2 separate regions of the Mus musculus genome follow, and region 2 is linked to region 1. The links are chromatin loops, found by intact Hi-C in ENCODE. Cell type or tissue: gastrocnemius. All regions are shown on one strand. Each heading gives the region's core, and the rest is flanking DNA. Links, peaks and the distances in the headings are about the cores only. Region 1 holds the start of Cdk14 (cyclin-dependent kinase 14). Region 2 overlaps Cdk14 (cyclin-dependent kinase 14).

Region 1 (16,329 bases), core at 4,033-12,032:
TGTCTCTTAATTATATCCCACTCTTGTTTAGATCAGTATGTCCCTGTACATTTTATTACCATTCGAGCCACAGCACATATTATCCTAAGATGACTTCTCTTTTGCCTTTTGTATTTTCTTTTTCTGTCGTTAACCGTCTTTTTTTTTTCCCCTCTCTCCTTATAATTTGTCTTTTATGAGGAAGAGGCTGGCTCCAGATTTGTTTGAATATGGATAGCTTTCACTCCCTGTCCCTCCCACCCCACATATCTGGGCAACTAAGATAAAAGAGCTGTGCAGGCCTTGCTTCTAAGAACCAGTGTGAATTTAAAATTGGATTCTAACCCATGGTGAGAAAATTCTCCACCATCTTGACCTTTTGACCATAGTAAAAACAGACACCTCAGCCCAGAGGTTGACTTCTTGTTAGAACTAGAGAGCAGTCAGTGCTGGGAACCTGTATGGGAAATAAATATATTCGATTTATATTGACTGCTGAATACATTGGGTTATCTAAGTAAAGTCCTGCGTGGGTAATTATGCCCACCATCCAAACAGCTTTCCGGTCCTTACTAATGTCTCCAGACTGCCCTCACTCCAGCTTTGCAAATCTCCTTAGACATGTTTTAAACACTCCTCGCTCTATCACTACTATATTTTCTTGGTAAACGTTTTTTCTAAGGTTATCTACACTGCTCTGCTCCTTGCCCTTCAGTGCTATGGACCTGGGTTCTCGTTTCTGTCTCTGCCTTTCTGGGATATCAAAACCCCGTTTTGGGATTCTATTTTCTCTTGGTTGAGCAAATCTGTTAACAGCTTCATCAGGCATGGACCTGGGAGGTGACTTTGGTTACCTTTAGTGTATGGAAACAGCTTTCTTCTTCTTCTTCCTTTTTCTTTTTCCTGATGGGCTTCTGGATTAACAATCTTCCCCTTGTAGTCCTGTCTGAGTTTCGTGCTGCTGCAGCTGAGACGTCTCAGCCACTCTGTACCCAGTTCTACTTCGAATCTTGTGTTTTGAAAGCTTTGGAGTCTCCTTTGTCCGAGTGGTGCTGTGGTTTCATAATGATGTGTCTCGGTGTAGGACTATTTTCATGCATTGTCTTAGAACTCAATAGGCCCTTGCACTTTGTAAAGTTCTATCCTGTCATTCCAGGAAATTTTCTTGAGTTTTTTCTTTGATAATTTCCTCCTTCTGCTTTCCTTTGTTTTCTTTCTGGGACTCCCATTATTCAGAGTCTGAGCTTCTTGGACTAGACTGCGCTTCTCTTGTGGTTTATTCTCTTCAGGGTTCCAATGCCTCAGTCTTGTTTTGTTTTGTGGAAACTTTTTCGCATTATTTATATTTTAAATTTTTAACTGAATTTTTTTAACTGATAAGATTAATATACAGGAGTTTGCTTTTACTCTGTGGTCATCAAAATTTATTGCAAAACTTAAAAAGACGTAGTGTTCATGTCTTGTTTAGTGGCTATAATATATTTCAGCAGCTTTAAATCTCTGAAGATAGCAATAATAGTATTGTTTTCTTCTTCCTGCATAATCTTCACTGTTTCCTGGTCAATTTTCTATAGTTCCTTTGTTTTTTTTTTTCATTTTAAAAACTTATTTATTTATTTTTATTGGTTGTTTTATTTACTTACATTTCAAATGTTATCACCCTTCCAGGTTTCCCCTCCACAAACCCCCTATCCCATGCTCATCTCCCTGCCTCTATGAGGGAGCTCCCCCTTCCACCCATCCACTCCGGCCTCACCACCCTAGCATTCCTCTACTGGGGTATTGAGTCTCCACAGGACAAAGGGCCTCTCTTCCCATTCCCTGGGAGCTCTAGTTGGTTGATGTTGTTGTTCCTCCTATGATGTTGCAAATCCCTTCAGCTCCTTCAGTCCTTCCCCCAACACCTCCACTGGGGTCCCCGTGCTCAGTCTGATGGTTGGCTGTGAGCATCCACATCTGTATTGGTCAGGCTCTGGCAGAGTCTCTCAGAGGACAGCCATACCAGGATCCTGTCAGCAAGCAGTTCTTGGTATCAGCAATAGTGTCTGGTTTTGGTGTCTGCAGATGGGATGGATCCCTAGGTGGGGCAGTCTGTGGATGGCCTGTCCTTCAGTATCTATTACACTCTTTGTCCCAGCATTACCTTTAGACAGGAACAATTCTGTGTTAATATTTTTGAGATGAGTGGGTGGCCCCATCTCTCAACTGGGGGCTCTACCTAACTACCAGATATGGTTTCTACAGGTTCTATCTTCCCTTTGTTGGGTATTTAGGCTAATGTCATCCTCATTGGGTCCTGTGAACCTCTTGGGTGCCTAGCATCTGGGACTTTCTAGTGGCTACCCCTTGTTCCCCATCCCCACTGCTACACACCTCCACTCAACTTCCTGACCCTCTGTACTTCTCCCGTCTCCTCCCACACCTGATCATTTCCCCCTTTCCCTTCTCTCCCTAGTTTGTTTGTTTTGACCTCCATATTTCTTACTAGGATACTCTACCCTACCCAACATCTTAAGATCCATGAATGACTGCCGTCATCCAGGAGGGAGACAACAAAATGGTACAAGGATGTCTGACTGATGTATTTGGCTCTGCCATGGGATACATTGTGGAACCACCTATTGACCAGGCCCATGGGAGTGAGCAAAAAAGACAGGCAGGGTCCTCAATCATCACTTACAGCTCTCAATAGGCTCTGCCTCAGCCTTGTCAATGGCTCTCAACGTCTCTGCTCCTCTGAGACTGACAATTCAGTTACTATACAGCTGTTATTCTGTCTTTTAGCTTCCAAAATCATGCTGTTGACTTACCTTTTGTGCACGTGCTTTTAGCCCTGGGGAGGCAAAATCAGGGGGATTTACCATAAATTCAAGGCCAGCCTGGTCTACAGAGTAAGCCCCATACAACCTCTGGAGGCTACACAACAATATCTTGCCTTTTAAAACAAAATAAAACCATCTAGTCATATATAGTTTTAATGAGTTTGCAAGAAGAATGTATGCAGTCTGATATTTCTATAAGTTTTGATATTTCTATGAGTTATGATATTTTAATGAGTTTTCAAGAGGAACACATGCAGTCTGATATCTCTACTAAGAACTAAAGAATATACAGTCTTAACTACATGACTAGCACGTGTTTTCCACTTGGGGAGATGCTGCAGAAGGTTCCGTGAAAGCATTCTGCACCAGGCACTAAATATGTCTGCACTTTGGTGTTGGTTTGGGTTTCCTGTTCTTCAGGACTGTGAGAAACAGATTCACACTATGTGTAACTGTCATACTTTATCATAGTTTTAATGTAGCTAAAACTGATTGAAACTTAATACATGCTCTACCTAATGTCTCCACTTCCAGTGACTTTTGTCTCCATTGAAACAATGGTTACCTCTAGGTTTGCATAATGATTTTTGTAATGCTCTAACTCTTCTATTATTAATATCTGACTAGTTTTAAGGGATCAGCTTGATCTCTACGGGTCTTAATTTTCTTACCTGCAGAACTGAAGACTAAAATATACCTCATAGAGTGTTTGTGAGGTTAGTGCCTAACATGTAGTGATGACTTACTTACCTGATAACTTAAAAAATGATCATTTCATTTATAAACACCAATCTGAGTAGAGGAGCCTCTTTCCAAAGTCAGTTGTATGTCTTTCAATATCACATTCATTTCCCACATGTGGGAAGAGCAACATACAGTGTTGGAACTCAGAAATTTTGATGCATTAAACTTCTTAAGTTTGACGAGTTCCTTGTATTCTCCTGTCATTCTCTATAAAAAGTACAACTGCATCTCAGGTATGGGAATGACATGCCTCATGCCACAAAGATGGCTTATTCAAAACTCTTTTTGGAAACTGAAAGTATCTCAGCCTAGTACTGGAGCAGATGTGATGGTCTTGATGCTTTCTCATGCCGTCTTTAGGTCCGTTTCTGTGTGCTACATAGGGATAATACCGACTCTTAGAGCAGGGCAGAGAAAGATTAAGATTAAAATAAAACGAGTCCATCAATCGAGTCATTGCTGTATATACAGTACTTTATTTACATGTTAAAGTTACCATTAGTAAGTCACTGCAGTTAGGGGATGTGTGATGACGTCATCACTGATTATTCTGTAGATGCCTCCTCTGACCTGCAAGTACTGGATTGGAACAGGCATGAGAATGTAGATGCCTCCTCTGACCTGCAAGTACTGGACTGCAACAGGCATGTGAATGAGGTCAAAATGCCACGCATCCTGAAAGGAAACCCAGGATGTAGTTGATAGCAGAGCTTCAGTTTTTAATTTAGTTGCTACTAACAGGACTTGTCTCCACTGATTAGAGGCTTAAGGTTTTAGTTCTCAGAGGTAGGACCACTTTCGTACCCTTGTCCGGAGTTCAGTTATAAGATTGGCTACTGAAGCTTCATTTTGATGGATGTAACATAAAACACTGAAGGACTCTTAGCTCATGGTGAATCTCTCTCTCTCTCTATCTCTCTCTCTCTCACATACACACACACACACACACACACACACACACACACACACACATGGAACATCAAAGGATATGATTAAACACATTGTATCTTTGATAGAAATAGTGGTAGCTATTTTCTCATATAAATTTCTTCCAGATAAATTATGTTAACAGTGAAAATCAGGACTAATAAGGCAAATTTTAAGCTTTAAATACATTTTAATATAATAGAGTATGAATATTGCTAGTCCTTAATGTATACTTTATACTTTGACTTGGGCAATTTATTACTTTCAAACCTATTCTGAGCTAATTTATACGTAATGTCACGTAGATGCTTTTACAACTCCTTGTTCTATGTCTAGCTATCTGCAAGTATCATTTTACTTCAGTCACTGGGATTCTCCAAATATAGGATGAAAAATACTCAGGACTGAGTATAAAGTCACTAGATAAAGGTAGTTCTTGTTTCTGGATATACTTGGAGGTTTGTGTCAGCAAGGAGTGACTCCACATAAGGAGTGGGCATGTGATGGAGCGCTGGCAGGAAGTGGAGGAAGGATGGGAAGGAGAAGCAGCCTCCTTTGATAGGAGGCTAACTACACTAGCTTGTGCAACCCTCCATCTTCCTCCCCTCTCTGGTTTCAAGGTTCTCTTTATCATAAGACAAACAAGCAACAAAAAAAGACAAAGATAAAGAAAGAAAGAAAAAAAAAGGAAAGGAAGGAGGGAAAGAAACTTAGATGAACCAGTTCTATCCATCAGTAGGAACACTAGATAGCCGGAATGGTTAAATTAAGCCTTTTGAATTACATGTACCAATTTCACTAATGACTCCTAAAAAAGTTATACAAACTATCTAAACCATGTGCTCCCTCATTTCCTGAATGTGTTCAGAAATGAGTGATGTTTGATCCCAAGAATAATGAACTAGATCAACGTTTCAGAGTTCTTGGAGGATATTTAATTCTAAAAGTTTCCACCACTCCAGTAATTATGCTGATTGGATGTCAGTCTTTAAGCTTTAACTGTTTTCTGGAAGTTCACATCAGTGAATGTAACTATTTTTCTACCTTTGTCCTTGGCTTCCTTGTTTCATGGATTTCTTTCCCCTGACTCTACCTTTGTGTATGGTTGGTTAAGCAGCAGTGAGCTGCTTTTGATGGTTCTTTGATCCTAATCAAACCCTGCACTCCCTGCCTATTTGGGTTAGGATTGCTAGCCTTCACCAACCCCCGCTGTTTCCAAGAGGATGTCCTCCCACCCCTACCCCACAAGACCTCCCCACTCCCTGGGGACTTTAAGTCTTTTGAGGGTTAGGTGCATCTTCTCTGAGGCTAGACCAGGCAGTCCTCTGAGGTACATGTGTTGGGGCCTCATGTCTGCTGGTGTATGCTACCGGGCTGGAACCACAATATTGTCTAACAAATGCACAGTTTATGTCTGCGGTGACTAGAAGTGATGGACATTAAACCACATGTAATTTTGCTTTGTTTATCTATAAAGTATGTTTTGTACCTTGTATATCAACCTTTGTGTATCGAGGGTGTAATCAGCCTTTAGTATGTAAGCTGAGAACGGGGTAATGCCACCTTCACATTTTTGTAGCTAAGGCGACACCTGAGCTTATCCAGCTTAAACCTTTTCCTTATAGATAAGGAAGTAGATGCATTACTCTTCTCAGGTTCCACAGCACATATTGATGGAACAGGAATGAAAACTCATGCATCCTGGATCCACAGCCAACTTCTTCCGGCCTACCACATTGCACTGGTGAATTTGGTTGAGTCAGCACTTGCCAATTAGTCCCTAGATAAGCTTATGTCCTTGTCTTCAGATGTTGCGCACGCACGCACACACACACACACACACACACACACACACACACACACACACGTTGAACCCTTAAACAGAAGTACACATATCTCAAAAGCATGAAGTTAATTTCCTTCTCTATTCTGTAGGCTTCCTGCATAACGTGCCAGTGTCGTACAAACATGGAGCAGAAAGCTGGCTATTCAGTTGCCAGGGTTCACTTGGCTTGTCACTGGACACAGGTCTCATCTGCCAGATGTACTGCTCTGCTTTAGTGCACAGGGCTGGACGTCTGGAGTCGAGACAGAAAAGGGAAATTAATACCCATGATGTTGTAAGTTAGTATTTTTGCAACATAAAATTAATGCATTTGGGGGGCAAAATACTCAGATTCTACTTTCAAGTATAACGTCTAAGGACAAAGTTGTGCCCCATCTAGAATATTCTCTTAAGTTTCTCCTTTTGTTTCCAGAAATTTCGTAAATTTCAGAAATGTATATATATATTTTGCATATTTTGCCACAGCTTAATATTAAATGTTTTCCCCTACTAACCCTAGATATAGTGACACAAGTTCATGTTATTTTAAAAAACGGTCACAAACAATAGCTTTGTATGCATAGATTGTAAACTGGCTTTTCAAAGTTTAGAATATTAGAAATATTGGGAAGGTAAAAAGGATGTCACACCCATGCACGTGCAGGTACATGCACAGCACACATACACAAAGGCTATCACACCCATGCACATGCAGGTACACACACAGCACATGTACACAAAGGCTATCACACCCATGCACGTGCAGGTACATGCACAGCACATGTACACAAAGGCTATCACACCCATGCACGTGCAGGTACACGCACAGCACATGTACACAAAGGCTATCACACCCATGCACGTGTAGGTACACATACACAGCACATGTACACAAAGGCTATCACACCCATGCACGTGCAGGTACACGCACAGCACATGTACACAAAGGCTATCACACCCATGCACGTGTAGGTACACATACACAGCACATGTACACAAAGGCTATCACACCCATGCACGTGCAGGTACACGCACAGCACATGTACACAAAGGCTATCACACCCATGCACGTGCAGGTACACGCACAGCACACGTACACAAAGCATGCCGGCTGCAAACACTCACTACTGAGCCACGACACTGGGCCTGTGTCTCTCTGTACTCAGATCAGACATTTCTAAAGGAGACAGCAGTACAGCTGCAGATACATAGCGCTCTAAGGTTTTATCATTAGCTATTTTTTCAACTTTGTTGACTGGAAGAAGGCATCAGTGTTTGGATCTCTCTCCGTCTCTTTTTTCTCTTTGTCTCTATCTCTCTGTGTCTCTGTGTCTCACTCTGTCTCTGTTTCTCTCTCTGTGAGTTCAGTTGTAACTGCTAATTTTCTAATTAGTCTGACCAAGTGGTAAATGTCAATAAAACTTTTTTTCCTGCATGAAGCCACAGTTGGTGCTTTCTGTAATTACTGAGATATGGCTGTCAGGACCCAACATCCCTGCGTTTAAACTCTCTTGACTTTGCTATGGATTCCTGGCTCTCTCCTGTTAGGGGCTTGGCTTGACTAGCTAGCAGCTTTTTATCAGTGGCAATCTACCAAAACCCTGTAATGTGCTCAGCACAGGGCAGAACAAATCAGTGTTCTACCTCACAATTTAAGGAAGGCAGGGGGCTAGTTTTTGTTTTAAGATAAACATCTTTCGACAAAACACAAACTCCCCAAAACTTCCTTTAAACTAAACAGCATTGTCACACCCACAAAAGCTCCTATTACTTACCCAGCCAGATGACTCAAGATCACTAACGTTTCTTTCATAAGGACTTTGCTGGCCCATAATCAGTACACCAGGCCAACCCCCATCTTCCTTCACCCTCCCCTGGGAGACTGACGTTTGGAGCACCTCATTTATTAGAAAAAAAAAAAGACTGTTTTCTGCCGGAACTGTTTGTCCCGGGGCTTTTTAAAAAAGCCACTCTTAAGATCCTTTTCAAGTTCATTCACTGAAGTGGGGAAAGGAGGTGACAATAGGTTGTAAGTTTACCGATGACCAGAGTATCCTGCTGAGGAGTCACCCACAGTGACATTCCTGTCACCCAGAGACAGGGCTGAGGCAAAACGCAGGTGCCCTGACTTCTAGAAGTTCCGGGGTGGGGAGCATTTTCAGCTTTTGCACTGTACCCCAATAAAATGGGGCCTCTCCTGCCCTTTGGAGCACCCACTTTCCCTGCAAATTAAAACCAACCACCCCACGCCATAAAGTCTATCCTAAACCCGAATGCGTCCCCAAGGTCTTCGAGCACCTCGTCGGACACTCCCCAACATTTCCGGGTCGTGGGCCAACACGGACCGCACCGGGTGGACTGGCCCGCCTGCGGGCTGCGGTCCCGGAGCGCGCGGAAGGAGCGCGGCCGCGGCGGGCGGAGCGCGGGCGGCCGGGAGGGGGCGCCGCCCGGGCGCGGCGGGTCCGGGAGGGCGGCGGAGGCCTGGGAGTCGGAGTCGGATTCGGAGCCGGAGCGCGGCGCGGGGTCGCGCGGGGGTCCCGGGCGCCAGGCCTCCGGCGAGGGCAGTCGCAGGTCTCCGTGCAGCGCCGCCCCTCGGGCTGGGGAACTTGTCCCGCTCGCCCGGTCCGCAGCCGCCTGCGCCTCCTCGTCCGCGGACCCCCATCTCCGGCCGCGGCCGCGCGGCTCTTGCTTACAAAGGAGGGAAAATGCGGCGGGCGGCCGCGCAGCGCGGGGGCCCCCGGGCGGCGGGGATGGCGGCAGCCCCCGGCACCACGTAAGACGCCCCCGCGCGCCCAGCCTCGGCCCAGGCCCGAGCCCCGCAGCCTGGCGAGCGCTGCGCGTCGCCCGCGGCCCGCGAGGAGGCGGAGGCGGAGGAGCAGGACGAGGCGCCGCCTTCCCCGCGCCGCGCGCCCTCGCCCGCCGTTGTCTGCGCTGCGCTGCGCTGCGCTGGACCAGTTTCGCGAAGTTGCCGGGGCCCTACGCCGCCCAGATGTGCGACCTCATTGAACCGCAGCCGGCCGAGAAGATCGGCAAGATGAAGAAGTTGAGGAGAACTTTGTCCGAGAGTTTCAGCCGCATCGGTGAGTGTAGTCGACTGTCCCCAGTGTCCTGCGGGCGATCCCGGGGCTCGCTCCCTCAGTCCCCGCGCCCACTCCGTGCTCCGGGCACCAACCAGGCGGCTGCCACCTCGGGGTGAGCTGCGAACCAGGGATGAAGGAGAGGACTCCAGGCTAGGGCAGGGACCAGCTGGAGGGCCATCCCTCTGCCCCCAGGACCTGGGCTTCGTTCGTGGACTGTCTTAAGCCTCCAATTTGAGTTCCTCCTCCCCGCCAATAGTATCTTTGGCGCCCGCAGTGAACCGGAGAGGGAACACCCGGTCCCCACCGCCATCGGGTTTCTGTGGCCACCTAGGTTACTTAAAGCGAGTTGGTTTTAAGTGCTTAGCCAATAATTTAGCTTTGGGAATTGTTGAAACGTTGACATGTGCCTGATGTTGTTTAATGTACTCAACCTAGAGGAAGTGGGACAGATACCTTGGGACCTTTTGTTCCGTACTCCGGGTCCTATAATTGGAGGTTTGGGTGTTCGGTTTGTAGGTCTTGAAACCTTCCAGCTGCTGTGGTGAAGGGTGAGCTGTGAAGTTGTGGAGACATTTATGAATATGTCTCCTGAACTTGCTCCATTAGTGCAGTCCAGAGGCTATTGTCTTCTTTAAAAAAAAAATCAACCAACTTAACAGAGCATAAACACACAGCATTAACAAAACAAAACAAAACAAAACGCTCAAGGAATGTTTAGGATACTTAATGAATACATGCTATAGGCTGCAGCAAGATGACAGCTGTGTCCGGTGGAATGGGTTTGTTGAATCTTGAGTGTTGGTGGCAGAAAGTGCCTGTAAACCTGGAGGCATAGCTGCTACCTAAACTTTGGTCCTTAACTTTCTTTGATACAGGTAACTGTGCAAAGCAAGGGAATCCTATAAGCCCCAAGCCAACACATGGGAGTGTCCCAGCATACCTTCTGGCCTTTGGCTCACCTGTTATGTTAGTGAAAGTTAATTAATTAATCATAAGCTAATTCCTTAAAGCCCTGATGTGCCAGTGAGTGTCTGCAGTCTGAAGACAGTTTGCATGTATGGACAATGAACTATGAAAACATGGATAAATATTTAGTCAAGCTTATTATTATTATTATTATTATTATTATTATTATCAATTTTGTTTGACACTTTGCTTTTCCTGAGAACACTGTAAATCATGTGCAGAAGTCATATTAGTCGTGCCTTTACTTATTACATGCGTTGAATGTACACAGACTCATTTTTCTGAGTTAGGCCTGTGAGTGTGGAGTCCTACATTCAAGTGAAGTTTGAAGCCAAGAGGAGTGTGAGAGTGAGGTGTGGAGTCTGTGCATTATTAACAAGGATGTTTCAGGGCTGGACCCAAAACACCACCCAGGCGGGTTCTGGAGTCCATTAGGGCCTGTTCTAAAGCACATTAGCTAGATAGTTACTAATGCTAATGATTCCGTTGGAGCCCCTCCAGTTTTGTGTTAAATAATTCATTGCAGTTGAGTCTCAGTAAGAAACCAAGGGTAATAATATAAAAATCCTGTATGTTTAAATAATTTTAGGGTTTGATGGCCAATCAGTACTGTTTGGATTAACTGCAGTGTTGGCAGTAGATATTATAGTTAATTGGGCTTCCTGGATTCCTCGGCTTTAGTCGTGTGAGAGCTCCCTTCTGAGTCTAACGCTCCTCACCAATGCCTGGTATGATTATGTGGCCTTTATGTCCATTCTCTAGGAAACAGTACAGCTCAGTAAAGAAAGCTGATAATGTCTTTATTGAAAGAGGACTCAGAAGAGCAGATCTTACTGTGGTACATTGTGAAAGAAATTATTGACATTTTTAAGTGATTTTTGTTGTGTATGCACCAAACCCAGGATATTTATTAGAAAGAGCACTACTGAAAAAGTCATCTTCTATGTTTTCCCTCACACTCAGAGGCAGTGAACTCAGTTTGCTGACTGAAGGATGTTTTTGAGGACCGAGAGACAATGCAATGAGATTTTTCTATGGGTTCATATAGTTTATAAGCAAGGGATGTGGTCTGTGGGTTTTTTCCCCACTTGGTGAAATGATGACGCAGTGTCTTGTGTGGCATGCAATGAGGACTCAATAAATGTTTGCAACGTGTTGTCATTATTAGGGATCAGATCATACTGACATGATAGTGTTATAGGTAGAAAGGAAGAAGAGGAGAAGTGGCTACAGATTTGTAGTATAACATCCTAAAAACATGGTAAGCGTTGGAGTTGGACAGTTGTGAGCCTGGCCCTCTCTTTTCCTTGGCAACCAGTAATTCACTTAAATTCCTGCATCCTCACCTGCATAGAGTTGTATAATTGTGGAGATCAAATGAGACAGAATAACACTATCTGATACATCATCTATAACATGGTGAGGATCAGTTCCGATTTCTGTTTGTCCCTTCTTACCTACTTTTCTTCATTGAGTGGTCAAAGGATAAACAAACGACCCAACATCACCATGTATTCCATGACCCAGTCTAAGAGAGCCTTTGAAATATACATATTGGCTTTATTTCCTTTTCTTAGTCCTTTTTAGGTATAGTTTGTTATATGGTGAAATATCCATATCATTGTTCAGCCATAAGAAATCGCTAACCATTTGCCTAGAAAACGATGACAGTGCATGCATGCATGTGGTCTGCAGTCAGTGATTGTTTTTAATAGTGATTCTGACTACAAAAGAAGTAGGATTGTTTAATTTGTCATACATCATAGACCATGCTGACTTTGTCACCGTCAACCCCAAACAGAACTGACCCGAGATTGCTACATAAGGTCAAATGAGACACATTAGGTTTCAAGCCACAGGGTTCTGATTTATGACATCTGCCAGGTAGTGACTACAATAGAGCTATGGCTCTTTTATAAGATGAGCATAATTAAATTCTAAAGTCAAGCATCCATTTCCACAGTGACTATTTCTGGTTTCCTGCGCAATAGCTCAGTGTGGTCACCTATTTAGGATGGTGGTCTTGTTTTTTTTTTTTAGCAGGATTCCTCCCCTTCCTGACTTAGAACTTGTAGGCTAGCTAAGGTAAGCTGGAACTTAATTGTAGTTAGTAGCTGAAATGAGCCCATCCATTCCTGGCGCCGGTTCCTTTTTTGACTTCACAGGCAGGCTAATGCAGATGCCGACCCTCCTTCTCACCTGGTGGGATTCTTTCCCCGGGAAAGGATGCGCATGCTTGCTATTAGAGAGGAGCCCATGTATGCGCTTGTTTAGAGGATGTGGGTGGAAGGAGGAAGCTGAGATTAGGGGGAATGCTTGTGGGTTTCTTGCCCTCTGCCTGTCGCTGTGTAGCTCTACATTGTCATTGACCAGCCATTCCATGAAGAATGGTAGATAGATGTAAAGTGCTCAGGTTTACGGTTTCACTGTTGTGCCAGATTCTTCCCCAAAGCAGCTATAAATGGTTTTAATTTGGGCTCAGTGAGGAGAGCTTGCCCAGTATGTGTGAGGCCCTGAACTCTGGGCCTAGCAAGAGGGAGGGGCAAGGGGAGGGTGCAGAAGACGGAGTGGATATTATAGTAATGGGACTTATGTTTATGGTTGTTACATAAAAATATATATGGTTTTCATTTGCCAAAACCTTAGTGTACATTAAAATATGACCTTCTCTCTCTTTGCCACTGAGGTAGGACTCCTTAATGCCACATGTTACCATATACCTTCTGGCGCTAGATATTGTCCTGGAGTTAGTGCTCAATATGGCTGGAACACAGGCTAGTGAATGAGCATTGCTAGCATAAAGTGGCAAATTCCATAATGAAGATTAGTAGTGAAGGTGCCATGGAGGACACAGCAGGATCTCCTTGGTGAGTTACTAAGAAGCCTTTTGGGAACTGTGTCTGAACTGAGGACCAGATAGAGTATCAACAACTCCATATCTATCCTTTTGTTAAGTCAGAGTAGCACAATTTGCTTATTGTCCCACGACATCCTTGAGGACCATTGTGGTTTTACATTTACATAAATGATTAATGACAATCAGGGAACATAATCAATAACAAGATGTTGTGTGCTTGTTTAGGTCAGAGTTTACTCACCAGTGACCTGATAGCTATCTGGCAAGAACACCTTTAATTGGTCTTTGTTATTCCGTCAACTCCCTTTTAGGGCAAGGTGTGCAATATTTAGAAGAAACCATGTCAGGTGTCAATCTATCAATGAAAGGTATCTATTGAGTAATAGGCTTTTCAGTCCAGCTTTGTTCTTCCTGTGGTAAGCAGGGCCTCACGGAGTCACCATGCAGTGGGAATCATCGGCTTTTCTTTATTGCTTAGCAAATGCACTTAGAATTTTCTCTTTGTCCCCACCCTCCAACTCCCTTTCTAACTAATCTCAGATCCACCCGTTAGAGCGGGATGATGGGAAATTGTCAGGACCAAGAAGGCAAGAAAGAGTGGGCCGGTGTGAATATTTCACCCCCCTCCCCTTCACTTCCCAACGCCATTTCACATTTTCAGCCCCCAGTAGGTCAGTACAAGCTGAAATACAGCTTGGCCAAAGAAAACACACCTCTAAAGTTCCAGCACTTTGTAACGACCATGTTAGAGAAAACATTTTGAAAAGTTTGTCTTCTGAGTCACAAGCTTTGCAAGGCTGTCCATGGCTACTGTTCATTCACACTTGGTGATTGACAGATAAAGCTGCAATTATGTGCCCATGTATATGCTACTCTGTATTTGAAGTCAATGCTGCTCATATATGTATATATATGAGTATATATGGTTTTATATAGTGGAGAAACTTGTTTGTATTATTACATCACCGATGTTTTGTAATGGCCATGCTAACTAAAAGACACACCGTTGTTGACTGGGCTTGGGAGTTTCTAGATTAGAAGCTAAAATTCTAGTGAAAATTAGTCAGTAGGAATCAGCTAGGATCTTCTATCTTTCCTTACGGTTTAGCATAAATTAACAGCTCTGTAGTGACAGGGGGCATATAATCAGTTTGAGGGGCAGTTGTTGAGGCTGGGACAAGGACTGTCATTTAATTTTCTGCTCAGGGCAACCTGTTCTGTCATGAAGAAAGTGACAGTTTGTTATAGGTCAGTGTCTTAGGCTAAAAGGGGAAGACTATAAACTAACTGGCAAGTGTTTTAGCCTCTCACAACAGCCTGCACCCTGCTAGCCCACCACCATAGCTACATACTTTTGGACTTTTTAAAATGACAAATGTATAATATGAAGAAGAGAAAAAAACCTTTTCAAGAGTGCTTGAAAGCCAAGCATGGTGGCTCAAACCTGTCAACCCAGCATCTGGGAAGCGGAAGCAGGAGGATTACTGCTAGTTCTAGGCCAAACTGGGTTAAAGAGTAAGACCTTATCTCAAGAACTGCACCACATTATGACAACACACCTCACCACACCACAGCATACCACACCTTACCACACCACAGCACACCACACCTTACCACACTACAGCACACCACATCTTATCATACCACACCACACCACACCACTCCACACCATACCACTCCACACCATACCATTACCACATGGCTAGAGTATATACATTCTTACTTAGGAGTTTCTGCTTAGGCTCCCTAATTTCTCATAACTCAATTTCCAGAATACATTGCTTTTCATAGCTTTTACCAGAGCAAAACCTTTCAAGATATATATACACACACACATACACACACACACACACACAACCACACCTTTCAATCCAGGCTAGGAGTATCTAGAACAGACTTGTAAACGCCTATGCAGGAGTTTGTAGACTCGAAATATTTTCTGTGACTGGTAGTTTCAGATTAGTTAACATTTTGGGCCTCTTCCTTACTATGAAACATTATAATTAACTGGGATTTAATGAACAGATAGTTGACAACTACAATCTTTTATTTTTCTTTAGAACGAGATAAAATTTCATTTTTAAGGTTAACCGTATTTAGGGTAAATCTGAGGTGTTTGTTAGTCCCTATGAAACATTTTGAATGTGTTCCTTTTTCCTTTAGAAACACTTGACTATAAAATTCATTATGTTAAGTGTTTGAGTTAAGTCTTTTATTCTACACAATACTTATTTGATAGTGCTTGGTCTTTTATTAGCATGCTTAAATGTTAGTTAGAACCAAACTATCACTTAGACACTATGCAGAATGTTTGCCATCCTAACAAGTGGCCTGGGAGGTCCCCGAAGCACACAGAAGGACACACCAGGTGTTTGAGAGGAGATTGGTTTGCCACTGCATTGTGTTCCTTTTCTCCTTCCATTCAAGCAGGTTCTGCTGAAGGAGATGCGAGAGCCCGGCGTGCTTTGCCTCCCTGGTTTCCAGAATGCTTCATTTACATATTTATGAAAAGCATTTCACAGAGAAACATGCTGTGCTGTTCCCACTCTCATGTGCAGTTTCTGTATTTTGTATCCTGACGTCGTTATTCAGGTTGGGGTACAGTTTGGCTTCCTGAGATGAAAACACTGTGGTGCTCCCGCTTTCTGTTTTCTAGAACTTAGACACTTGGTGTCTCTGGGACGCCTCCCACTAACTGTTTCTCTCTCTTTCTCCTTTCTAGCTCTGAAGAAAGAGGACACCACCTTTGATGAGGTAGGCTAAGTTTCTTCCTCCAACACAAAGGCGGATTTATTTACTCTTAGGTACAGTCCATAGGTGCTAACTGTGCTTAGAAACAGAACACAAAAACAAAAGCAAAACAAGAAAAAACCCCCTACAAGAAACAAGAAGTAGCTTTTGTTTATTTAGTTACCCCCTGTTAGCCTCCAATCTCAATAGTCATTTAACTGAGTTTTGTTGCAATCATCAAAAATGTGTCTTTGAATCAATAAACAAAAGACGCATGCTCGCCTTTGTGTTGTTGCCTTCTTGCTGACAGCTGTGCTTGGGAAGCCCACTGTGATGCGCATGTGCCGGGCAAGTCCAGAGCTTGGACAGCAAGGCTCCTTTCCAGACCTTGATGAATCA
Region 2 (16,329 bases), core at 4,351-12,350, 96 kb after region 1:
CTTTCCATTGATTTAAAGTGCCACAAATATAATTTACTAATATTCAAAATATGCAACCTAGATGAACTCACAGGGACTCTGACAGCATGATGAAGATCTGTTCTAAGTCAAGCAAGACAAAATCTCAGCAGGGGAAGTGGGACATCCCTCCACTAGCTGAGGAGCTATGGAAATTTGGTAATGTCTGAGCAAGAGAGAGTTGCTTTTCTTTAAGCATGTGACCCCCTGTAGGTTGATGACACTTGGGGCAGGCCCTGCTCTCCACAGAAGCAGAGGAGTTGGGGGAGGGAAGAAGAAGGCCCAAAGCTGGGTGTGGAGGGAGGGAGATCAGGCTGGAAAGGGGAGATCTGGGAGGAGTCGAGGTGCAGGACTAAATATGAACAAAAGAAATTGTAAGAATTAATAAAAAATATTAATTTTGAAAATAAGAAGAAAAACACCAAGGAAACATAAATACCAGGTAGTAGATATTAATAAGCAGCCCTTAGAACCTGTGTAATCAAATAAAAACAGAACACAAATAATGAGGGCATTTTTACAAAATAATACATTAGTGTTATATGTAAATAACCCATAAACTAATTTCTAAATTTAATTTTCTCTCAGTCAAAATCTCAATAGCTATTTTTACTTTGAACGTATCCTAACATTTCTTTAAAGCACAATTCATAATGAGCATATTAGCATGCTGCAGCAATGAACACGATAGCACAGATAAGAAGAAAGACAGAATGTCCTTGTTTAGCATTGTTTGACCTTTGTTCTGAAATATACACTTATTCAGCTCTAAACCAGTGTTTGCCTTCCCTTCCCACTCATGTGATTTTTAAAACTGCCTTTAAGACCGATTTAATTCAGGGAACAGGTGTCCGAGGTTGTTACCATTTTCAGTCACCCTTGCCACACTGACCAGAATGCCACCCATATCCTGATGTGAATGAACTTGGAAAATCAACTTCAAAATTAAATACGCGGCCTGGTGGCTTTTGTTTCGCTGAGATGATCCTGAGAGATATGGTCAGTAAAGGAGATCCTTTGTTCAGAATGGCATAGTTAGAAACAGAAGTCCCACACCGCACCCTTAAAGACTTGTGACTCACACTGTATGCCACTTCTTTGTATTAATGCTGCTAAGCATTGCCAAATAAATGAACTAACTGTAAATTATGTGGTATATATAAGATAGGACAGGGTTGTATCTATTATTATTTTCTGAAAAAGATTTGAGGGGAATGATGAATCCAAACTTCCACCTGTGGCCATGAGATTTAATCCTGAGATAAAAGAAAAAAAATTGAGAGCATCAATAGACCATTTTGTAGTGTTTGAATTTTCCCATACATTTAACATTCTGATGTACTTAAACTTAATTTTAAGTGAGTAATGTGGTTCTAATGATAGTATATGACTAAGAAAAGATCAAATACTCTAAGCAAATCTTGAATTGTCCGTGTACTATTCTCCGTGGCAGAAGAAAGAATTAAAAATTCATTCATCACGACAGGCTCTAAATAAGTGAATGGCTTCTTAAAGGAGCAGCTGCTACTTGGGAAATTTAGAAATGTCAGCTAGAAGAAACCATCCATCTTGCCATTTTCACTTCACGATCTGAGTGGGCTACAGAACACCATGTGGATGTGGGAGGTGGCGGGGTCTTACGGTAGGTCTGGAGTTATGAACCTGAGTTGCAGTTATGTTTATACAAATAGCCTAGAAGATTGACTTCAGCTGAGCAGATGGGCCAGGCCAGAAGCTGGTGAGAAGTAGCTTTGATGTGCCCACTCCAGGGAAGCTGTTCCAAACAAAAACTGGGGGAGTGTACCCGGCAGGGCACAGAAGTTAGGCTCTTAAGGGGGAGCAGGGTTTGGATAGGTGGGGGTCATGCAAGATTCTTTTTTTTGATATATGGGAATGGTATCATTGAAAGTAGACATAACTGAGGGACACGAGAGGCAGAACTACCCTTGATACATAATGTGCAAGACGATAGTAAAGAGAGCAAGATGCTCTAGGTTGGAGAAGGTTTTGATACCCAGGCGGTAAATTTTTACCCATGGTCCTTGCGGTCAGGGGTCCCCTTACCCTTAAGAAGGTACTTGATTTAAAGCAAGATTTTACCTTTAAAAGTAGCTAACCTTTTTCTCCCCTGAAAGAAATTAAAACAGGATGACCTTATTAGCCCTAAAGAGACTTAGGTTTTCAAAGCTGTCTTGAGGCAGCCTGAGGTATACCGTTTGAGGCCATAGCATTTTTCTCCCACAGATGCTATAAACTCGGAGCAGTTACTGCAGCCTACAGCAGTGGCAGCTGCTTCAGGACAGATGAGGCAGCAGTAAATACTGGGCTAAGTCAGCTGTCAGATTTGACTGCTGAGAAATGGGGCTTGGAATTATGATCTTTTTTTTTTCTTCTCAATCTTCCATAAATCAATGCTCACAGCATACAGATGACAAAATACAGGGTGAGAGGCTGAGGCTTGTGGGAACTGTATAGAGTAAAGTTGAAGAGTCGGTGGTTGGGTTATCTCGGTCACAGCAGTCAGAGGCCACATACACACAACACTCCTGTGACCCACCCCTGCATTGAGAATAAGCAAAGAAAATGATTGCTTCATGGTGGAATTCAATATCTGGTGTTGACACCTAGGGTCAGTCATAGACCGGTGAATACAGATTTCTAATGCAAGTCAGTAATGATTGCCAACAAAATAAGGAAGGGACAGAAAAATGAAAAGAAATAGCATTAAAAATCCTGTGATACTTGGGGTTTCGAAGGACTCAATTAGACTTTCATATATATCACTACAAAATTAGACAGTTAAATTTTTATTTCTTCATTCCTGCCTGGTAAAGAACTGTCTTTTATTGTCTAAGGAATCTGTGCAGATGACTCAACAGTCACGTATAGTTAAGCATGGTGTCCGTAGTCCTTGGCATTGTTACTGATGTTAACAAAAAATCCACAGCAATAGATTATTATAAAAGTAAACTAGAATAGCAATCTATTGTGTGCTGTAGTTTAAGTACTATGGTCTTTTGAAAGCGTCTAATTACGGTAACTTAATAAAGCCTCATGTTACTCATGTTAGTATCCCAGTGGGCTGTGACCTAACCTGAGCTTTCTGAGACTGTGGGCTGTCCATTCTACACTGCTGTAATCACTGGTGACTTCAGTTTAAATACCATCCATGTGAGCAAACAGTGTTCACAGTGATGTTATCACCTCACCATACCAGCGCCTGTAATTAACTGGCAGGCTTCCCCTTCCCTCCCATTCCGTTCCTCTCATCACACACACACACACACACACACACACACACACACACACACCCCCCCACCCCCCCCCCCCCACACACACACTGTGCTTTTAAAACCTACCTGGCTGGGTTACAGAGGTTGTTAAATAGGACAGACTGGTCCCTTGCTTTGCCTGTTTCCCTTAGTGGACCCTGAACTCTGCCCTCTTCTGTTCTTCCACCTTCAGGGCCTTAATTCTCAGACAGGTCAACAGACAGTTGGTGTACAGTGCCCATACGAGCATCACAAATACTCATGTAATTACCTTGAACTCTGCCACATGAGGACAACCCGTATGTCTCCATGTTGTTGTAGAAGTGAAGAGAGAAATGCAGTTTTAAAGTGTCGTGTGGTAACTCTCAGGACCCATAGGTGTTGTTGCTGCTCGATTTTCACGACTGCTTTATTGTGAGGACCTGAGAGCTTTGCCTTTGGTTGGATTGGACAGGGCTTCATCCCCAGCATCCCTTGTTTTGTGTTTGGATCTAAGGGGTTGTCTGGAGTTGTCTGGGAGACTAGATGTGAAGAGAGAACCTCTTCACATTGTTGAGCGAGAGCCAGCAGAGTGTGGAGAAGTATTTCTCTGTGGTTGTTGTGGAGAGATGGCTTTTGTCAATTCAGAATTTATAGAGTTGACTTAACTGGGTAGAGTTAAATGTCAAAATGACATTTGAAAGTGCATGTTAATTTGCTCTGGTTATTCTGAAAGTGTTAAACACAATTGCCTGTATTTGAATTATCATTCAGGGAGGTTGTATGATTTAATAATTGGTTGGTAAATAGATGAAAGAACTTAAAAATTGCTAATAAATTAAAAATAATTTTCTGATGACCCAACAGAAAGAGAAGTGTTTATTTTTGAGGAAATTCTTGTATATTTTAATATTCCTGGTTGTTCTTAAGATTTTGTGTTTTATTTATTTATTTTTTTAAACATGGTCTCACCGTGAACCTCTGCTGGGCTGAATATGTATGTGGACTAGGTTGGCCTTGAACTCAGAAATATCTGATTGCTTCTGCCTCCTGATTGCTGGAATCAAAGGTTTGTGCCATCAAGCCCAGTTTCTAAGGATCTTAATTTCAAATAAGCTGTTGTAGCCTCAAGAAATGAGCGTTTATAGCTTTAGACTTTAAGGCAGACCTCAAGTATGCTGTGCAAGCAAAGGCACTGGTCTGCTCTTTTAGGGAGAGCCATGGGACAATGAGGGGTGTGAGTGCTGGGGTCGGGTGACATGGATTTGAGTTGTAACTCTAACTGGCTCCTATTTAAGTGGTCGATTTTCTCAGTGTTCCAGTTTCCTTATGTGCAAAATGGAATGAATGATCGTGCCTGCTCAGCTCAAATAGAATTCTACCTACTAAGCATGGTGACTCTCGCAAAGGCCATTCCACAGTTCCCAGTAGTGTTATCTGCGAACATCACTAAATATTTTTATTTTCTTTCTAATAGTTCTTCAGTTTTAGTTTACAACATCTGTAGTAACTGAATAGCACACCCCAGCTTAGTTTATTTCTTCTTAGACAGAAGTCTTTTTAGAAGCAGGAACTTCAGCCTGCGTCCAGCAACACTGTATGACTTCTCTCAGGTGTGGTGCTTTCTGCCTTAAGAATGAGGATCAGCCCTTAAAGCTGTGTCATTTTAGGAGCAAGCACAAACATCGCTTCAAATTGTAGCTGACTCCAAATTGAAACCCCAGTGTAGCAAATGTATGGGATCTTTTATATATTGTAATTACACTACTTTTGTATCCAGATACTTTTTTTCTCATTTTCTTTAACATATTTATTTATTTTTTATTAGATATTTTCTTTATATACATTTCAAATGCTATCCCGAAAGTTCTCTATACCCTCCCTCTTCCCTGCTCCCCTACCCACCCACTCCGGCTTCTTGGCCCTGGCATTCCCCTGTATTGGGGCTTTTAAGAGAGAGAAGGAAAATAAAGTATTAAAATTATATATACCAGGGCTTTTTTTTTAATCACTTTAGAAAGTAAGGCATAAAAATAAAACCAAATAATTTGTAAGTTATAAATATGAACAGTATTGTCTTGGTCCTCAGCTTACATTTAAGTACTCTGTATTGTGATTTTTTTAAATAATTTTAAAATTTTATTTTATATGCATTGGCGTATGTCTGCCTGAGAGTGTCAGCTCCCCCGTAACTGAAGTTACATACAGTTGTGAGCAGGCATGTGGTTGCTGGGAATTGAACCCAGGTCCTTTGAAAGTGCAGCCAGTATTCCTAACTGCTGACCCATCTCTTCAGCCCCTGTACTTTAGTTTTTAAAAAAATTTTCATCATGATTACCCAAAGCCATTTTTTAAACTGTAAAATGTACTCACATTTGGCTACATGCAGCCTAGTGATTTTTAGACCATTCATAAATGTCACTTGGCATGTGTTTATCTCTGTTCTGATCTGTGAGGATATAGCAATGGGAAAACCAGATGAAAGGCCCTGTCCCCGAGGAACTTAGCTGTGGAGAGAGGCAGGCAGTAAGCACCCAGGTTTCACAGAAGGGACACTTCTATAGACATGAGGCCTACATATACATAGACATAGGGTATTCATATAACTGGGGCATTAGTGTTTTCAGCAACAGTAAGGGGCCACTTGGAGTGGAACCGAGTGAGAGAGGGGGAACTCGTAGGGATGGAGTCAGAAGTGTATCCTACCTTGTACAGATTACAGGCTGCTACAAAGTGGCATTTACTGTGGAGACAGGAACTGTGGGATGCTGGACTAAAGCCTTCCCCTTTAAGAAGATGGTCACCCTAAGAAGTAAGCAGCCAGAGCCTGAGACCCACTAGACCCTTCTCCCCTCCCTCTGCCACACTAAGGGGTTGTTTAGAGGCCTCTGGGCTGTGGCTTCACTGCTCCTCATGTGCTGTCTTCAGCACTGCCTGCCTCCTCCATGGTCTTTGACAACTGTGCTACCCTAGACTAAACCACATGGTCCAAGACTTGCTTCTGGCCCTGGAAACTTACAGAAAGCCGCCAGAGGCTACCTAAGACCTCACCATGGCCACGAGGCTCCTTCTCTTACTAAAGCTCATTCCTGCAGGGCAGTTACGTGTCAGCTCCTTTCATGAGTCACCCAACTGCTGGCCTTCCATTTCCATAGCTAGCAAAGAAGTTTAGGCTTGGGGTTTTGACACAGGGTCTCTGTAGCTTTGGTTGTCCTTGTACCCAAGATCCTCCTGCCTCAGCCTCTTGCAGGCTAGTGAACATTTGTGAGTTGGTGGTGAGATGTCCAGACCCAGGTTCAGTTCCCAGCACCCACATGGCCACTCACAGCTGTCTGTAGTTTCAGTTCCAGGGGACTCACCAGCTTCTTCTGGTCTCTGAGGGCAGCAGACACACACATGGCTCATATGCACACATGCAGAGGAAACACTCACACTAAACTAAATTTGAGTAGAGTGAAGCGGCTTCATGTCTGTTTCAAAAGGACACTTTATCAGTTATGTGGGAAAATGACCGAAATAGCAGGAAACTAGGTGAGATGCTTCTGAGGGAGTCTTCAAGGGGAATCTTGCTGATGTCATCATGCCTGACTAGGAAGAGTCCTGGAGATCCTGAGAAATGGTTGGAGTTGTTATTTTGTGACCAGACTCAGTGACTGAAAATCCAAAGCATGGGAGGGTGAGTCAATTTCAGGGTTGTTTTTGGGTAGTTGAAAAGTGATTCTGGTGCATATGAGTTCAGGGTCAATACCACGTGTGTGTCACACTTAAAGATCTGCAAAGGAGAGATAAAGGCAACATGGTGTGCATTTCATGTTTAGACTTGGTTTAAAGATGTGTTTTATTGCAAATACTTGAAGAGTTGCTCTGACTGCCCACCGTATGGTGCTGATACACCTGACAAGTCTTATGGAGGTCAAGAACCTACCTTTTGTTTTTATTGCTTCAGCTTTTTGACAGATACACACAGATATTCTACTATCTGTTTATCTTGTAATGACTTAACTTCATGTACAGTCCATGTTGAACGACCATGTGTTTATTTGAAAATGATGTCATAATTACCCAAATATGTTTTGAGGAGCTTTTCAAAGGTTGATTAAAAAACTTGATGTTCCAGGGTACGACAATACCAGGGTGGGGGCTTCTACTTCTCAGAGGAGAAGTGGAGAAGGAAATGGGGGAGGAGCTGTGTGAGGGGGGACTGGGAGGAGAGATGGATGATATTGGGATGTTAAATGAGTAAATAAATTAATGAAAAAAATAGCCTTATAAGCCACTTTATCTGTCACTTTAAATTCATGAACTTTGTTTGGGCACATGGTACATATATTCTTCAGAGCCAACAGGTATACTATAGTACACTGCTGTTGTTTTTAACATTTGTATCCAGCTTGACTTGGTACATATATTCTTCAGAGCCAACAGGTATACTGTAGCACACTGCTTTTCTCTTTAACATTTGTTTCCAGCTTGACTTAGTAGCTTACATGTGCTCATTTGCCTGTGTTCTCATCTGTCCTCTCTTGGAAATCATTCCTGTCGCAGAGTGCAGTAGGTGCTTCTGTCCCACAGAACCTGCTTTTCTGGATCCAGGCTCCTGGTTTCACTTGGTCTTAGCCCCGAAGCTCTCCCATTCCCTTGCTGTCCCCTCAGCCTGACCACTTGTTTCAGCATGACCTCACACCTCTTGCTTTCTAACTTTATTTCTAGGAAGGATCTCACTCTGCAGCCTATGCTGACCTCAGACTCCTCCTGCCCAGGTCTCCCAAGTGTCATGACACAAGCATGAGTCACCAACTCTGGCCTACTTTCTTATTTCGAAGAATTAGTTAACCAGTGACTTCGAGAGAAGAGCAACAGGGAGACTTTCTGTTCCTTGGGCCTTGTTATTGCCCTGATTTCTTTTTTTACATTCAGTTGGTATGTTGGCCACATACAGAATTATAGCTGAAATAATTGTCCCCAAAGAATTTTAAAATCATCACCCTGTTGTTTTTCTGGTCCCTGTATGCATTGTCTTTTCCTTTTCTCTTCCCTTTGGTATTTTGAGGCAGGGTCTCATTAGATATCGCAGGATAGCCTTGGACATGCAGCTTTCCCGCCTTGGCCTCCTGAATGCTGGGGTTTAGGTGTGTGGCACGATGGTGTGTGGCACCATGGGGTGTGGCACCATGGCTAGCTGTTTTCTTACTATTAAAGCATTGTTCTGTTCGGTGTAATGTCTGTTATATGTCGTCTCCCTTTTCTGTATGTTGTTTGTGCATGTTTGCTGCTGTTCCGAAGTGCGTGACTTGCATGATTATCGTATACTATCCAGTGTGTGAGGATAAGTCTTGACATGCTCTTAGATTAGCCCTTTACCATGAGCAAGGTTGATTAACAAGTTGCTTTCCTTTAGGGTAATGACACAGCAAACAAAATGCTTTCCAAAAGATTCAATTGTTTTTGGAGACATCTTTCTCTAGGATAGGAAAGTCTAATGGGTTAGATCAGGCCCTGGGAATGTGAGCAGATCAAGGGAGTTGAAGAGAGGTTCTAGTGAGCACAGTATTCAGTCCTTTGAATTTAGTGCTGTGTTTCCAGTTTCCAAGGGCATAGATGTCAGTATCTTCAGATGACAAATAGCCTAGGTACACTGGGACAGAATGGCAGGCAGGGGCCTGCACCTTTCACTGTGACCTAAGGAGATCGCGCAGCTCTGCAGCTTCAGCCAAAACTTCCTATTTTCCCTCCGTTTTCCAACCTGTCTGGATTTGGTGCAGACCTTAGCTCCCATGTCAGCGGCTCCCCACGAGCTTCCTCTACTCAGCCACACCAGTAATTGCACCTTCAACACTGTTGAAACGTTTCTCTCTTGGTCTGGGTTCTGGTGACTTTAGATCGTGTTTTGATAGAAGAGGAGAAAAAAGGTCTGTGGCCAAGCTGTCATGTGAAAACAGATGTCTCAGTCCTTACATGCGGGCTTTTGTGTTTTGTTTTAAAGATTTGTATTTTATTATTTTAGCTTATGTGTGTGCTTGTGGATATGCACATGGGAGGGCAGGTGCCAGTAGAGGCGAGAAGAGGGCGTCAGATCCTCGGGAGCTGAAGTTGTAGGTGGTTGTGAGCTGCCCTGATGTGTACATTTGGAACAGAGCCTGGTTTCTTGATCACTGAGCCATCCCAGCATCACTATTTGGGATTTTATTTTAGCTTTCTGTGCTGTAAGAATTTCACATTTCTGCCTTGAAATTATTTGTAGAATGAGGCCGAGTCTAAAACCTTCAAAAGTTCCTTTTGAAGGAATGTGCTTCTTGTAGGTAAGGAAACCATCTCGCTGTCATTGCAAAAATCTCTGCATACAGTCAGCATTATTCATATTTTATATAATAAACGCCATTTATGTACATGTATAAATGTTTATTCTGTGGCAAAACACTGTTCTGGAACTTCAGAAAAATCAAATGTATTCTTATCACAGTATTCAGTAGTTAGTGCTGTCATGATGATTTCCATTTTCTAGCCAGGGGTAAAGGTACTTGCTTGGGGTTGACCATCTGGAAGGTGATATATATGTCAGGATATGAACCCAGACAGTCTAGCCTCAGCATTGTCTATGACCTGTGTAACTGTGACTAATACTAATTAAGACCAGGATGACAATGTTGACTTTGTGTCAATATATAAGTCATAAAGTTTTTCCAGTTTCTTTCCTTCACCATGGTAGACATTAAAAAGCTTGCAGAACAAGTACAAGATTATGAACAAAACGCCTCTGAAAGAAGGAACTATTGAATGTCTTAGTACTGGTGCAATAAAAATGACAAATTAGGAATCTTATCAAGCCGTATAAGTCCCTTAAATGCTCCACGTGACTGTATATGTTCCATCCGGGATGGTAGGCGTTCTGAGCAGATAACACCCAGCAGTTTTGCTGCTTTGATTTCAGGAGTCATGGACACAGGTCTCCCTCTCACACTGCTGACGTTGTCTGGTTGTCCTCAAAGCAGACATAGACCAACTTTGTTACCTGGTGGATTTTTACCCTTTCTATAGCTGTACAGCTGCACAGAAGGAAGAAACTGTGGTGCTTCAAGTATATCAGAGACATTCTAGTGATCAGTCTCTGCAACCCTTCTCTTTGTAATCATCCCCATTGTGTAGGGTAGAACGGACTGGGCACATTTTTAGAGTGACTAGCATAAGATAAATATTGATGGCTTCCACTTACAACTGCTGTTTTCTTTGTGAGGTGTTAAGGCATTAAACTTTACTAGATAGCCCAGTGATTGGGTCTCATTTAGATTTGTTGCTCAGTAGATAAATACCAGAATTCCCCAATTTTTATCTACATGGGAGCAGAGAGTCTTCTAGGCTAAAAGATGACATAGGTGATACAACCCCTTCATTAGAAGGTAAGATTATACTGAATGGAGAACTGTAGATACTGTAACCTCAGAGCTCAGATGTGACTCCTGGAAAGTCCTCACTTGTCTGCAGCCAGCCCAGAGTCTCAGCATGTGTTTTGAAGGAACACACGATACAGACGCATAGGCACCAGAATTTGAGTCACAGTATAGAATTTCAGTGTGGTTCATTAAGATCTGAGGTGCTTTTAGGAAAATGGTGCTTTCTGGTCAACCTTCAAATTCAGAATCCCGAGAGGCTTGGTGCATTAGGCAGCAGCATGGACTACAAGGGATGCTTTCACCCGACTCGTGCCTGACTTCCAGCTCTGCCTCTTGTGCTATGACATTGGCTACACTGCTTCACAACTCTAAATGTCACTTTACCCTTACTGATTGGCTGCCATGACGGTGCTCATTTCTTTGAATAACAAGTGGAATTAAGTGGGCTACTGCAAATGAGCCTTTAGTAATGACTAGCATTTCATGTTTGTCTCCCACCAATACTCACAGGAATATTGGTTTGATTTCACTGACTCATCCACAGCATCTCTTCATGATGCTAGATCAGTTGTTTAGCTTTGCCCACGCCCCTCACTGCTAAGCCCCCTTCAGTGCCCTCCATTGTGTTCTGTATAGCCATTTTTTGAAACCTGGAACTGAAGAACATGTGTTCTTGGGGACTCCTTGGTGAGAGTTGTTCAGGTGTAAGCCCCAGGTGCTTGTTTTCCACTGCAGGTTTGGGTCCCTGTTCTTGGAGAAGGGGCGTGGCCGCTCTTGCTTTATCTTCTGATACCAGGAAGTCAGTCCCTGATCAGTTGTAATCTCAGGCCCCCACCCGTGATCACCAGCTCCTGAGTCTGGGCAGTTTGTATTCATGGAAAACACTTTATAGCTAGCGAACTAGACTGGACTTGCTTTTATTGAATCTCAGTCGGATGCCTTTTTCATTTATATATGTTACAGGTTTACTGTAGGTTGGGAGTTTACTGGAATGTGATAGGCCATTGTGGATCTGTATCTAAACATCTCCAGTGTGTCTATGTATCAGATTCTTAGCATTAGAGAATTTGGGAAGAAGCCTAGCAATCAGCAGCAGCATCACTGTTGATGGCTTCTCGGGGAGAACTCCTTACCAGGAGGGCTTATCATGCATACATGTACTTGTATTGTCTTTGTTTCAGTTGTGTGAAAGAACTCCAAAGTCAGACATCTGATTCCTTACAAATACAAACCCAGGCCTCATTTGCCAGCTTAGAGCATCGTTTATCTTTTTCATTATATTTTGCATAGGGGTCATCACATATTTCTGATGAAAAAGACAAAACAAACCAAAACAAAAACAAAAAACAAAAAACAAAAACAAAAAACAAAAAACAAACCAAAACAAAAACACCCCCCCCCCCCAAAAAAAAAACCAAAAAAAAAACAAACCTACTTTAAATTGGAGCTATTTTGTCTGAGAACCAGAAACTACTTTTCCCCTAGGGAGAAGTGTTTTGCCAACAGAGTTCTATAGTTTGTGGTATGAAACCATTTTTCCTGTTCTAGAAAAGATGCATAAAAATGTGAAGTGCATGAATGGAAGAATTGTACTTTTAGCCTGAATGTAAAAACCCAGATTCCCTTTTTGTGCTTGCTGTTATAGGAAACATTTCAGATTTTGTACATATTTGCTAGCTCTCCCTGTTTTTTTTTTTTTTTTCTTCCCATTTTGAGATGGCTGTGTTGTGTGTGCTTCCCAAAGGTATTTAAAATGTGACTACTTCTGTTGAATATAAATATTGAGGTCAATGTCTAAAGGTCGTTTTTAAATTTTAAAACATCTACACTCCTTCGTACTTAAATATTTATTGAACAGAAGTTGCATAAGGCACTAGTGGGGGACTCCTGACCCTGGGTTGTGATGCCAACAAAGCTTTGAAAGAAGCACTCCAAGGTTAGTGCACATGAGATATGTGCTCCTTGATCAGACACCTTGGGACTTTCATCATTGTTATATAAGGATATTTATTTATTTATTTATTTATTTTTTATTTATTACGTATTTTCCTCAATTACATTTCCAATGCTATCCCAAAAGTCCCCCATACCCTCCCCCCACTCTCCTACCCACTCATTCCCATTTTTTGGCCCTGGCATTCCCCTGTACTGGGGCATATAAAGTTTGTCTGTCCGATGGGCCTGTCTTTCCAGTGATGGCCGACTAGGCCATCTTTTGATACATATGTAGCTAGAGTCAAGAGCTCCGGGGTATTGGTTAGTTCATAATGTTGTTCCACCTATAGGGTTGCAGATCCCTTTAGCTCCTTGGATACTTTCTCTAGCTCCTTCATTGGGGGCCCGGTGCTACATCCAATAGCTGACTGTGAGCATCCACTTCTGTGTTTGCTAGGCCCTGGCATAGTCTCTCAAGAGACAGCTATATCTGGGTCCTTTCAGCAAAATCTTGCTAGTGTATGCAATGGTGTCAGTGTTTGGAAGCTGATTATGGGGTGGATCCCTAGATATGGCAGTCTCTAGATGGACCATCCTTTTGTCACAGCTCCAAACTTTGTCTCTGTAACTCCTTCCATGGGTGTTTTGTTCCCAATTCTAAGAAGGGGCACAGTGTCCACACTTTGGTCTTCATTCTTCTAGAGTTTCATGCATTTGGCAAATTGTATCTTATATCTTGGGTATCCTAAGTTTGGAATGGCTTAGGCAGATGCCTATCTTTATGGCTTTCCCAGTAGTAAAGCACATCCAGTATTGTGCCATTTGGAGCATCTAGGAAAGGCTCTCTCAGGGAAGTTGATTGGGAGAGAGCAGTCATCAGCCTAGTGTGTTGCAGAGGACCAGTGCTGTGCTCTCTGCCAGTGAAGGAGATGCACTTTGTCTGTATTTTGAATCTTCTGCCCTTTTCATTCTCTTAATGATTCTCATTCCAGATTCTCTTTCACTTCACATTAATCATAAGCTTGCTAGTGAACCAGAAGGGAGTGATCTAAGAAGGCTCTGGCATCCTGTATAGTTTATTTTCTGGTTACTTCTCTGCCATTTCTGGTGTTGATGGTACCCGCTGCTCTCTCCTCCTTTTCCTTTCCTCCTCCTCTTCTCATTTCTTTTCTTTTGAAATAAGGCCCTACACTGTAGTCCAGGATGATTTAAAACTTGCTAGGTAGCCTAGGCTGGCCAAAACTCACAGCAGTTTCTGTTTGACTCTCAGTGTTGGGGTTATAGTCAAGATAGATACTATACCTTGTTCTGCTCTGCTCGTCTTCTGGATGAGTGGTGTAAAGAGACCAATGCAAGGAAGGGACACCAACCACTGAAAGCGGGTATAAGTGAGCCTACACTTTGATGGATGGCACTTGCCAGTGAGGATGACGAACAGCTGGGGAGGAAACTAATGGGCTAGTTACATTGGGATTGACTTCACTGCGGGGATCTTATCCTTTCTAAACTTTGTTTCTCCCAACTCTTTTACTTATGAGAGTAGTAGGCACTAACTATATTTTTGCAAAGCTGTTGAATATGAAGTCACAGCAAATGGGGATGTAAATAACAGCTCTGAAGTATAACAGGAAGCTAATGATTGACCTGCTAATTTTATTTTTTTATTTATTTTTATTTTTTTATTACGTATTTTCTTCAATTACATTTCCAATGCAATCCCAAAAGTCCCCCCCCCCCACCCCACTCCCCTACCCACCCATTCCCATTTTTTGGCCCTGGCATTCCCCTGTACTGGGGCATATAACGTTTGCCTGACCAATGGGCCTCTCTTTCCAGTGATGGCCGACTAGGTCCTCTTTTGATACATATGCAGCTAGAGTCAAGAGCTCTGGTGTTAGTTAATAATGTTGTTCCTCCGATAGGGTTGCAGATCTCTTTAGCTCCTTGGATACTTTCTCTAGCTCCTCCATTGGGGGCCCTGTGATCCATCCAATAGTTGACTGTGAGCATCCACTTCTGTGTTTGCTAGGCCCCGGACTAGTCTCACAAGGGACAGCTATATCACTATCCTTGCAACAAAGGCTTGCTAGTGTATGCAATGGTGTCATCGCTTGGAGGCTAATTATGGGATGGATCCCTGGATATGGCAGTCTCTAGATGGACCATCCTTTTGTCTCAGCTCCAAACTTTGTCTCTGTAACTCCTTCCATGGGTGATTGTTTCCAATTCTAAGAATGAGCAAAGTGTCCACACTTTGGTCTTCGTTCTTCTTCAGTTTCATATGTTTTACATATTGTACCTTATATCTCACTATACTAAGTTTCTGGGTTAATATCCACTTATCAGTGAGTACATTTCATTTGAGTTCTTTTGTGATTGGGCTACCTCACTCAGGATGATGCCCTCCAGGTCCAACCATTTGCCTAGGAATTTCGTGAATTCATTCTTTTTAATAGCTGAGTAGTACTCCATTGTGTCAATGTACCACATTTTCTGTATCCATTCCTCTGTTGAGGGACATCTGGGTTCTTTCCAGCTTCTGGCTATTATAAATAAGGCTGCTATGAACATAGTGGAGCATGTGTCCTTCTTATCGGTTGGGACATCTTCTGGATATATGCCCAGGAGAGGTATTGCTGGATCCTCCGATAGTACTATGTCCAATTTTCTGAGGAACCGCCAGACTGATTTCCAGAGTGGTTGTACAAGCTTGCAATCCCACCAACAGTGGAGGAGTGTTCCTCTTTCTCCACATCCTCGCCAGCATCTGCTGTCACCTGAATTTTTGATCTTAGCCATTCTGACTGGTGTGAGGTGGAATCTCAGGGTTGTTTTGATTTGCATTTCTCTGATGAGTAAGGATGTTGAACATTTTTTCAGGTGTTTCTCAGCCTTTCGGTATTCCTCGGGTGAGAATTCTTTGTTCAGCTCTGAGCACCATCTTTTAAGGGGACCTGCTAATTTTAAAGGTGCAGACAAAGCCTAGAAAAGAAGGGATGTGCCTAAAACCAAACCCACTGGAAAAGAAGGCCATTTAATTTTCATCAAAAATGTTTGACTAAAAAAAAGAAACTTAGTAAAAAGAATACTCCATATTAATATTGTTAACTAGTAAATACTAAAACTAATTTAAACTTATTTTAAGTTTAATGTGAATATTAAAACAAGTTTAATTTAAGATTAGTACTTCTTTCTTTTATTTATTTTTGAACTAGTGCAGATTGTGAAAAATAATGGATGCCATTGCGGCTTATATTTCATAATCTCTCTATATTCTTAGATTCTTAGATCATGTTCACTCTCTCTACTCTCTTATCTCTTTATTGTGCTGGTTACCATTCTCCCTTTTCTATTTTTATGCATCCCCCTCACCGCAATTCCACAATTTTGAGTGAATAGGCAATACCTGTCTTGCTATAAACACTTTATTTTGAAGTTTGTAGTGGAGAAATTCTAGATTATTTTGGTGTCTTAATAACCATATGCCAGTTGCACATATTTACATATTTTTATAAAGTCAAAACATCTGTAATTGAACTCTCTCCTGAAAATTTTCTTCTTGAAATTGAAAATTTATTAACATTTAATGTTATATGTCAGTTAATTGATTGTGCACACACAGGAAGTTGTGTGTTAAAGATTGTAATGTAAGTGGTTTCAGAGGACTGATTGATTAAAAGCTGAACATGTTCAAAGTAGAATGTGCTGAAGTTTATCACCATTCTACATTGCTTTCG

The links. A loop is a pair of places that touch in the nucleus more often than their neighbours do. Peaks named below come from ENCODE experiments on the same cell type or tissue, not always from the same donor. Only the 100,000 strongest peaks of a DNase experiment are listed, where the experiment ranks them.
Region 2: a loop joins it to region 1, with 2.1 times the contacts of the local background. A loop is called at or near these places in 2 of 42 quality-filtered maps.

What each region holds. Positions count from the first base shown.
Region 1 is chr5:5,373,083-5,389,411 of GRCm38, reverse strand. It overlaps Cdk14 (cyclin-dependent kinase 14), which reads left to right and starts at 9,161. Exons shown (of 15, transcript NM_011074.3): 1 at 9,161-9,377; 2 at 15,923-15,954. The coding sequence starts at 9,287. Gm30151 (a long non-coding RNA gene) reads right to left here. Exons shown (of 2, transcript XR_376714.4): 2 at 16,087-16,329. In gastrocnemius, for the core only: a CTCF peak has its summit at 8,708 (motif pointing right); DNase peaks (open chromatin) are centred at 8,842, 9,109 and 9,488; H3K4me3 peaks cover 2,680 bases; H3K27ac peaks cover 1,722 bases.
Region 2 is chr5:5,277,772-5,294,100 of GRCm38, reverse strand. The region is part of intron 2 of Cdk14 (cyclin-dependent kinase 14); the gene reads left to right. Among named protein-coding and RNA genes, the nearest start is that of Gm30151, 85 kb to the left of the region's middle. In gastrocnemius, for the core only: no CTCF peak of the experiment used is centred there; no DNase peak of the experiment used is centred there.